2 separate regions of the Homo sapiens genome follow, and region 2 is linked to region 1. The links are chromatin loops, found by intact Hi-C in ENCODE. Cell type or tissue: OCI-LY7. All regions are shown on one strand.

The links. Hi-C counts contacts between places; a loop is a spot of excess contacts. Peaks named below come from ENCODE experiments on the same cell type or tissue, not always from the same donor. Only the 100,000 strongest peaks of a DNase experiment are listed, where the experiment ranks them.
Region 2: it touches region 1 in a loop (2.7-fold over the local background); 4 of 110 quality-filtered maps call a loop at or near these places.

Annotation. Positions count from the first base shown.
Region 1 is chrX:2,577,548-2,581,547 of GRCh38, reverse strand. The region is part of intron 1 of LINC03112 (long intergenic non-protein coding RNA 3112); the gene reads left to right. Among named protein-coding and RNA genes, the nearest start is that of LINC03112, 30 kb to the left of the region's middle. In OCI-LY7, no CTCF peak of the experiment used is centred here; a DNase peak (open chromatin) is centred at 2,427.
Region 2 is chrX:2,512,449-2,516,448 of GRCh38, reverse strand. No RefSeq gene overlaps it. Among named protein-coding and RNA genes, the nearest start is that of ZBED1, 13 kb to the right of the region's middle. In OCI-LY7, CTCF peaks have their summits at 2,018, 2,653 and 2,874; DNase peaks (open chromatin) are centred at 1,328, 1,648, 2,118 and 2,978; H3K4me3 peaks cover 2,192 bases; H3K27ac peaks cover 4,000 bases.

The DNA of each region.
Region 1 (4,000 bases):
CTCCAGATCTGCGCCACTGTCCTGGGAAGATGCCAGGTTGGTGCTAACATCCCTGTTTCAGGTCCACAAACCAAGGCAGGTAGAAGTGCTTCTTGCCCAAGGTCACGCAGTGAGTCAGTGCAGAGTTGTCACTGGAAGTGACACAGACTCCCACTTGGAGCTTTTGGCTAGAGATTGGGGGGCATTTCTTTCTACAAGTGTGACTCTTCTCTGTGGTCCTGTTTTATGTCCATCAGTGCACACTGACATCCATCAGTTCTCCAAGGGAGTGCTTAGATCATGGTGACCATTTGGGTATTTCTTTTCTTTCTTTTTTCCTTTTCTTTTCTTTTCTTTTTTTTTTTTTTTTTTTCTGAGATGGAGTCTTGCTCCGTCGCCCAGGCTGGAGGGCAGTGGCGCAGTCTCGGCTCACTACAACCTCTGCCTCCCAGGTTCAAGCGATTCTCCTGCCTCAGCCTCCTGAGTAGCTGGGATTACCGGCACGTGCCACCATGCCTGGCTAATTTTTGTATTTTTAGTAGAGATGGGGTTTCACCCATGTTGGCCAGGCTGGTCTCAAACTCCTAACCTCGTGATCCTCCAACCTCAGCCTCCCAAAGTGCTGGGATGACAGGTGTGGGCCACTGCTCCTGGCCCGTTTGGGTATTTCACACCTAAAGAAGATATGAGTATTAAAACAGCAGCATGATCCCTCAGGATGCTTTCCTGGAACCTAGAAAGATAAGCCCTGACTGGAAAAAAGGACAATCTCAGTGAAGCTGGGAAGAGCATGATGAGACAGAAACCTCTGCGCTATTATCTTAATTTTCTATGGACAACCCACACATGCAAGGGTGGTTATGATTACTGTCAAAAGACCTACAGTTTCCTATAAATAACAATTACACCTAATAGTTGCTGAGTGTTTTACTAAACACCAGATCTGGAGTGAAAATAATATTATATACATTGTATTTTACCCTCCTGACAGCAACATGAATATAATTAGTATCCCAATTACACAGAATGGAAAAATAAGGCTGGAAAAAAACAGGTTATGTAACTTCCCCAAGAATAAAAGAAAAAAACTCAATCATCAGTAACCAAGCTTTTACCAACGGACCTGTGGCACACATGTGTGTTTATGGGGTGTGTGTGTGTGTGTGTGTGTGTGTGTGTGTAAAATCTCACATCCATTGCAGTGATATTACACAAAAGTTTTAAATTATATTTCTACTTGCAACTCTCCTTTAGGGTTTAAAATTAATCATTCTCTTTAAAGTTTTTAAAAAATTGATTACAGAATAACTGCTAATTATCTGTTTCTAGACACTGCTCACACAGGTTTCCATTTTTAAAACTTTTTATGTATTTTTTTTTTAAAGACAGAGTCTGGCTCTGTCATCCAGGCTAGAGTGCAATGGTGCAATCTTGACTCTCTGCAACCTCCACCTTCTGGGCTCAAGCAATTCTCATGCCTCAGCCTCCCGAGTAGCTTGGACTACAGGCCTGAGCCACCATGCCCAGCTAATTTTTGGACTTTTTAGTAGAGACGGCATTTCATCATGTTGGCCAGGCTGGTTTCGAACTCCTGACCTCAAGTGATCCACCCACCTCGGGCTCCCAAAGTGCTGGGATTACAGGTGTGAGGCACCGCGTCCAGTCAATATATTTTATGTGTTCCAAACTGTAAAGATTTTTATGAGTCTTAAAAAAAAAAAAAATGAACCTTAAAGCGAAGCTGCTGAAAAAGTGGCCCTAAATGCATTTTTCTTGGGATCCCATATAGTGCAAAGACCCTCCTAAAATCTCCTTTACATGGTTTTGGCAGCTTCCAAACTTAAGGGGAAGGTCCCCCAAGGGGTAGAGAGGGCCTCCTGGAAACCTCAGCTTCTGTGCAAGAAGAGTTGAGGGAAGAGGGTAAATTCGATCTGTAATGAAGCTTGAGATGTAGCAAGACAAAACATCTAGACACCATAATGAGGGACATTTGGTGGCAGTGATGAGAGGGGGACGTGGTCAACTAGATGAGAGAGAATTTTCTCAAGCTGATCATTAAGGACAGGGTGAGCACAGCGGCTCACGACTGTAATCCCAGCACTTTGGGAGGCCAAGGTGGAAGGATCGATTGAGCCCAGCAGTTTGATACCAGCCTGGGCAACATAGTGAGACTCTATAAGAAAAAAAAAAAGCAGGGAGAGGGAGCGGACACAGTGGCTCACACCTATAATCCCAGCACTTTGGGAGGCCGAGGCGAGCAGATCACCTGAGGTTAGGAGTTCCAGACCAGCCTGGCCAACATGGTGAAACCCCGTGTCTACTGAAATACAAAAATCAGCCAGGCATGGTGGCACACATCTGTAATCCCAGCTACTCAGGAAGCTGAGGCAGAAAAATCGCTTGAACCCTGGAGGTGGGGGTTGCAGTGAGCCGAGATCGCGCCACTGCACCCAGCCTGGGCGACGGAGTGAGACGCCATCTCAAAAAAGAAAAAAAAGAACAGGCTGCCTCAGAAGTGGTCAGAGGTGTTTGTTTGCCTTGTTGTGTGTACTTCCCCAAGGGAAGTGTAGCGGGGAGGAGAGACGAATACGCAAGTGTTTCGGTCATAGGACTTCACACTGGATAAGAATATTGACATACCTTCCAAATTTATATCACTGAAAAAAAAAAAGATTCTTTAGCAGAAGTCAACATTTTGGAATTCAAGATAAGTGACCTGTGGGAAAAAGAATTGAGTTGAAAATCTCACTGTTGTTTTCAAAGCTGTTCTCAGTTAATGTTGTTTTCAAAGCCTGAGGTTGTGGCTTACGTTATTGAGACGCTTCTTAACCATTCTTCTCCTCCTTCACCCTAAAATTAAGATCCTTTTATATCTCCTCTTCTCAGGCTGTGTTCCACAGATGTTCATATTGGAACTTGCCTGCATTGCAGATGTCTGTAAAAAAAAAGCCGGGGGAGCGGAGAGGCAGGCTGAAAGGTAGTAGAGAATTCCAAGGTGCCGACAGAGAAGGAAAGACCAGCCTGGGTCTTACATATTAGCTCTGTGATACTCCAAGCTCCACAGTGTTAAGCTAAATCCCACTTAGAAAGTGAAGTGGGAAATAGATGTGGATTTGGAGCTAGGAGGGGCAGTGCCGCGGCCTGACTCAGAGAGCTGGGTCCTTTCAGGATGTAAGAGACACGAAACGGAGGACTCCTAAGAGGAAGAGGAGGCTGCGTTCACTTTCACGCACTTCCCAAGGCAGCATGTCAGGCCGGGAAGCTGTACAGTGGGAAGAAGAATCTGTAACAGCGCCTCAAAGCAGGAAAACAACACCGTACCATAAGCCAAACCCCTGCTGTGCTTTCTGAGTAATGCCATTTCTAAAAAGATCATGTTTCCATGAGTTATTTTTTCCCCTCCGCCGATTTGGTCTAGCAACATGTAAAGTGTAAATTCAAGGGAAACATGAGTGAAATAGAAAGGGTGACTTTGGAGGTACCTACAGTAGATGCAGTGCTGTGATGGGGCGTGCTGACCTAGAGGGGGATATTCCCCCATCAGAGAAAGGTCCCAGGGCCCTGCTGCTGTCTCACAAACCTGAGCACTTCCTTTCCGAAACTATCCCCAGAGGCAGGATCTTTCAAGAAATGTCGTCCTTGGTCCTTGTCTTGCATCCTTAGCTGGGGAGCCTTCCAGGCAGAGGCTAGGATTTTTGGAAATACCTAAGCCTCCTTCAGCGCCAAGTCTGGGGGATAACTTTAGAAGCCAATTTAATCAATATGGCTTTTAGCTCAAAATAGCGCCAGTGTAAGGTAAGGTCTAGACAGGCGCTTGGAGGCAATTCTGAAACAGTTCCAAAAATAGTTTGAAACAAACTGGGCCCTTTGAATGAGTAGCCGGCCTTCTGGAGGAAAGGGATCAAACTCACTCGTGTGCAAAACCTCAGGTGCAATTTGTGTTGTAAACTCTCCTCGGTCACCTCCTAACTAGGATTTTTCGGGTGTGGGAACAAGATGTATGCATTTATTGAACACCTAC
Region 2 (4,000 bases), 65 kb after region 1:
GTACAGTGACACGATCTTGGCTCACTGCAACCTCTGCCTCCCGGGTTCAAGAGATTCTCCTGCCTCAGCCTCCCAAGCAGCTGGGATTACAGGCGCCCACCACCATGCCTGGCTAATTTTTGTATTTTTTTTTTAGTAGAGACGGTTTTTTAGCATATTAGCCAGGCTGGTCTTGAACTCCTGACCTTGTGATCCACCCGCCTTGGCCTCCCCAAGTGCTGGGATTACACTAGCATGCTTTTTTATGCACAGGTCATGAAGTCATGTTACAATCAATGGCTTTGCATGTGCAGCTGTTATTATATCATGGTGGCATCATGGTAAAATGAGGTTTGTTTGATGGAATGAAGGACAGGGGAAAATGTCAAAGAGAACATTGCTTGTCGTCACTCATATGTGAGAGCTTAAAAAATTGAACTCACGGAGATAGAGAGTAGAATGATGGTGACTGGGGACTGGGAAGGTTAGTGGGAGGGGATGATTAAGAGAGGATGGTTCATGGGTACAAAAATACAGTTGGATAAAAGAAATACAGTCTAGTGTTTGGCCAAACCATAGGGTGACTGTATTCACAATAATTTATTGTGTATTTCAAAATAACTGAAAGAGTGGAATTGGAATGTGATTTCCACAAAGAAATTATAAATGCTTAAGGTGATGGGTACCCTAATTATCCTGATTTCATCATGACACATTCTATGCTGATATCAAAATATCACATGTGGGGTGGGTGGGGGGCAAGGGGAGAGAGAGCATTAGGACAAATACCTAATGCATACGGGGCTTAAAATCTAGATGATGGGTTGATGGGTGCAGCCAACCACAATGGCACATGTATACCTATGTAATAAACCTGCACGTTCTGCACCTGTATCCCAGAACGTAAAGTAAAAAAATATATATATGTATATGTATGTATATATATATATATCTCACATGTACCCCATAAATTTGTACAACTATTATGTATGTGTGAAAGGAAAATAAATCTCGGGATCCCAGAATCACTTAGCCAAAGGGAAAAGTCGATCTGGGAGCTGTTTTGGGCAAACCCGTCTCCCATTCTATTCTAAAATAAGATAGTTACAAAGATTTGTTTAAAAGCTACATGCTTCCCTCATAATATCCCCACAGGGAAATTCCTTGTAGACAAAGGACAGAAATAACTCATAGTTAAGGCGGGTGTGGTGGCTCACACCTGTAAATCCTAGCACTTTGGGAGGCTGAGGCAGGTGGATCAATCACCTGAGGTCAGAAGTTCGAGACCAGCCTGGCCAACATGGGGAAACCCCATCTCTACTGAACATACAAAAATTAGCCAAGCATGGTGGCAGGTGCCTGTAATCCCAGCTGCTCGAGGAGCTGAGGCAGGAGAATCGCTTGAACCCAGGGTACAGAGGTTGCAGTGAGCTGAGATCGCGCCACTGCACTCCAGCCTGGGCAACAAGAGCAAGATTCTGTCTTAAAATAAATAAAATAAATAAATAGAACTCAAAGTTATCCCTCTGCTCACGTGAGACAAATGCATACCTGATTGCTTCCTCTACCCTCTTGTTTCACTAAGCCAGACTAAGGCATAAGTGAGTATTCCTGTACATCGTGCTTTCAGTACAAGGCTAATCAGAAACTCGAAAGAAAGCAACCATTTGTCTCTTATCAGCCTATGAAATGCAGGCTCTCTCCCTGCCTCGAGTTGTGCCACCTTTCCGGACAGAACCAATGTACATCTTCCATAGACTGATTGATGTCTCATGCCTCCCTAAGATGCATAAAACCAAGCAAGCTGTGCCCCAAACACTTTGGGGACATGTTGTCAGGAGTTCCTGAGGCTGCATCTTCAAATTTGGCAAAATAAACTTTCTAAATTGATGGAGACTTGTCTCAGGTACTTTTTGGTTTTCATACGTAGAATAACTAAAAATTTTAAAAAAAGAAAAACAGAGAAGGCTGTCGGCAGCACTCCCGTCTGTCTGGGAGATCCTGACTTATTGTTTTGGAAATGATACCAGCATCAGCAGCCCCCACGCGCGATAGAGATGTGCTCAGGGACTCTGGGGGGAGCTCACAGCTGTTGCAGCTTCTATGTGCTCTACCTGACTATTTTCAGACTTCCTGTGAGTTCCTGTGGGCAAATGAGCCATCCTGGCTCCAAACAACTTCTTCTGCTTCTTTTGTGTGTGTGTGTGTCTGAGACAGGGTTTTGCTTTGTTGTCCAGGCTGCAATAGTACCATCACAGCTCAAGCCATCCTCCCACCTCAGCATCCCAAGTAGCTGGGACCACAGGTGCAGGCCACCACAGCCAGCTCATTTTTTTTTTTTTTTTTTTTTAATTTTCAGTAGACATGAGGCTTCGCTCTGTTGCTCAAGCCGGTCTTGAACTCCTGGCCTCAAGTGATCCTCTTGCCTCGGCCTCCCAAAGTGCTGGGATTATGGGTGTGAGCCACCGTGCCCAGCTGAGGCTCTGCTTCTGAAAAAACCACCTCTGGAACTCAGAGTTAGAAACAGCAAGAATCATGCACCTTCAGCATCAGAAGGAATGCCCCAAATTGGCGATGTTCTCCCTCCCTTGTTACAGAGTCCTTAAGAAACTGAGCTGGGGCCGGGTGTGGTGGTTCATGCCTGTAATTCCAGCACTTTGGGAGGCCGAGATGGGCAGATTACTTGAGGTCAGGAGTTTGAGACCAGCTTGGCCAACATGGTGAAACCCTGTCTCTACTAAAAATACAAAAATTAGCTGGGCGTGGTGGTGTGTGCCTGTAATCCTAGCTACTCAGGATGCTGAGGCAGGAGTATTGCTTGAACCCGGGAGGCAGATGAGCCAAGATTGTACTACTGCACTCTAGTGAGCCAAGATTGTACTACTGCCCTCCAGCCTGGGCAACAGAGTGAGACTCCGTGTCAAAACAAACAAACAAACAAACAAGAAACTGAACTGGTATGCAACTTCTCTAAAGTCAAATTTCAGGACAGGGGCTGGAAAGTTTCATCAGACCCACCTGTGGCAGGCCAGGTCTCACTAACAGCTGAACAGGCAGGCCTCCGTGGCAACCGTTTCAGCACTCACTGACCAGTGGAGTTACATATTAAAAGCTGAAACAACCAGTGCCCTTATACAAAGGCTGGAATGTAACAAAAGCCCACCAAGAGTTTTGCCCGGGGCTTTCCTGGGCCTTAAAGCATGAAAAGATAACGAAGGAATTCTTAACAGGACCTGTTTCAGATTAAACAAGTTTTACTGGGGTTCTGAAGGAACTCTGCAGGCCTCCACAAACAAGTTTTATTGGGGGTCTAAAGGAACTCCCCAAACCTCCATGATTTAGCAGGAGACAAGATAAGGGTAATCACCCCAGCACCTGGAACCATCTAGATTAAGTCAATTTACTGAGGCTCCAGAGGAAGGTCTTCAGGACTCAGACCTTAGTTACAGATTAGAAGAAGTGAATCACTTATGTCTTTTTTTTTTTTTTTTGAGACCTCTCGCTCTTGTCCCCCAGGCTAGAGTGCCATGGCGCAATCTCAGCTCACCGCAACCTCCGCCTCCCGGGTTCAAGTGATTCTCCTGCCTCGGCCCCCACCCCCACCCCCAAGTAGCTGGGACTACAGGTGCATGCCACCACTCCCAGCTAATTTCTGTCTTTTTAGTAGAGATGGGATTTCACTATGTTGGCCAGGTTGGTCTAGAACTCCTGACCTCAGGTGATCCGCCCATCTTGGCATACCAAAGTGCTGGGATGACAGGCGTGAGCCACCGCGCCCGGCCTCACTTATGTCTTTAGATGGATACACACTTATATGTAGACATATATTTTAGAAGATACATAAGGTCTGGAAAATTTTGTAATTTGGAGTTGGTCTGGCGATATTTTCCCAGCCTTCTCCCTGTACCCAGTTACAGAAATAAACTCTGTTCTTTCCCAATTCATCTGCGTCTCATTATGGGGCCATGACAATAAGCGGTCTGACACTCGGTTCGGTCTGGGAACACACCTGCCAGACTGG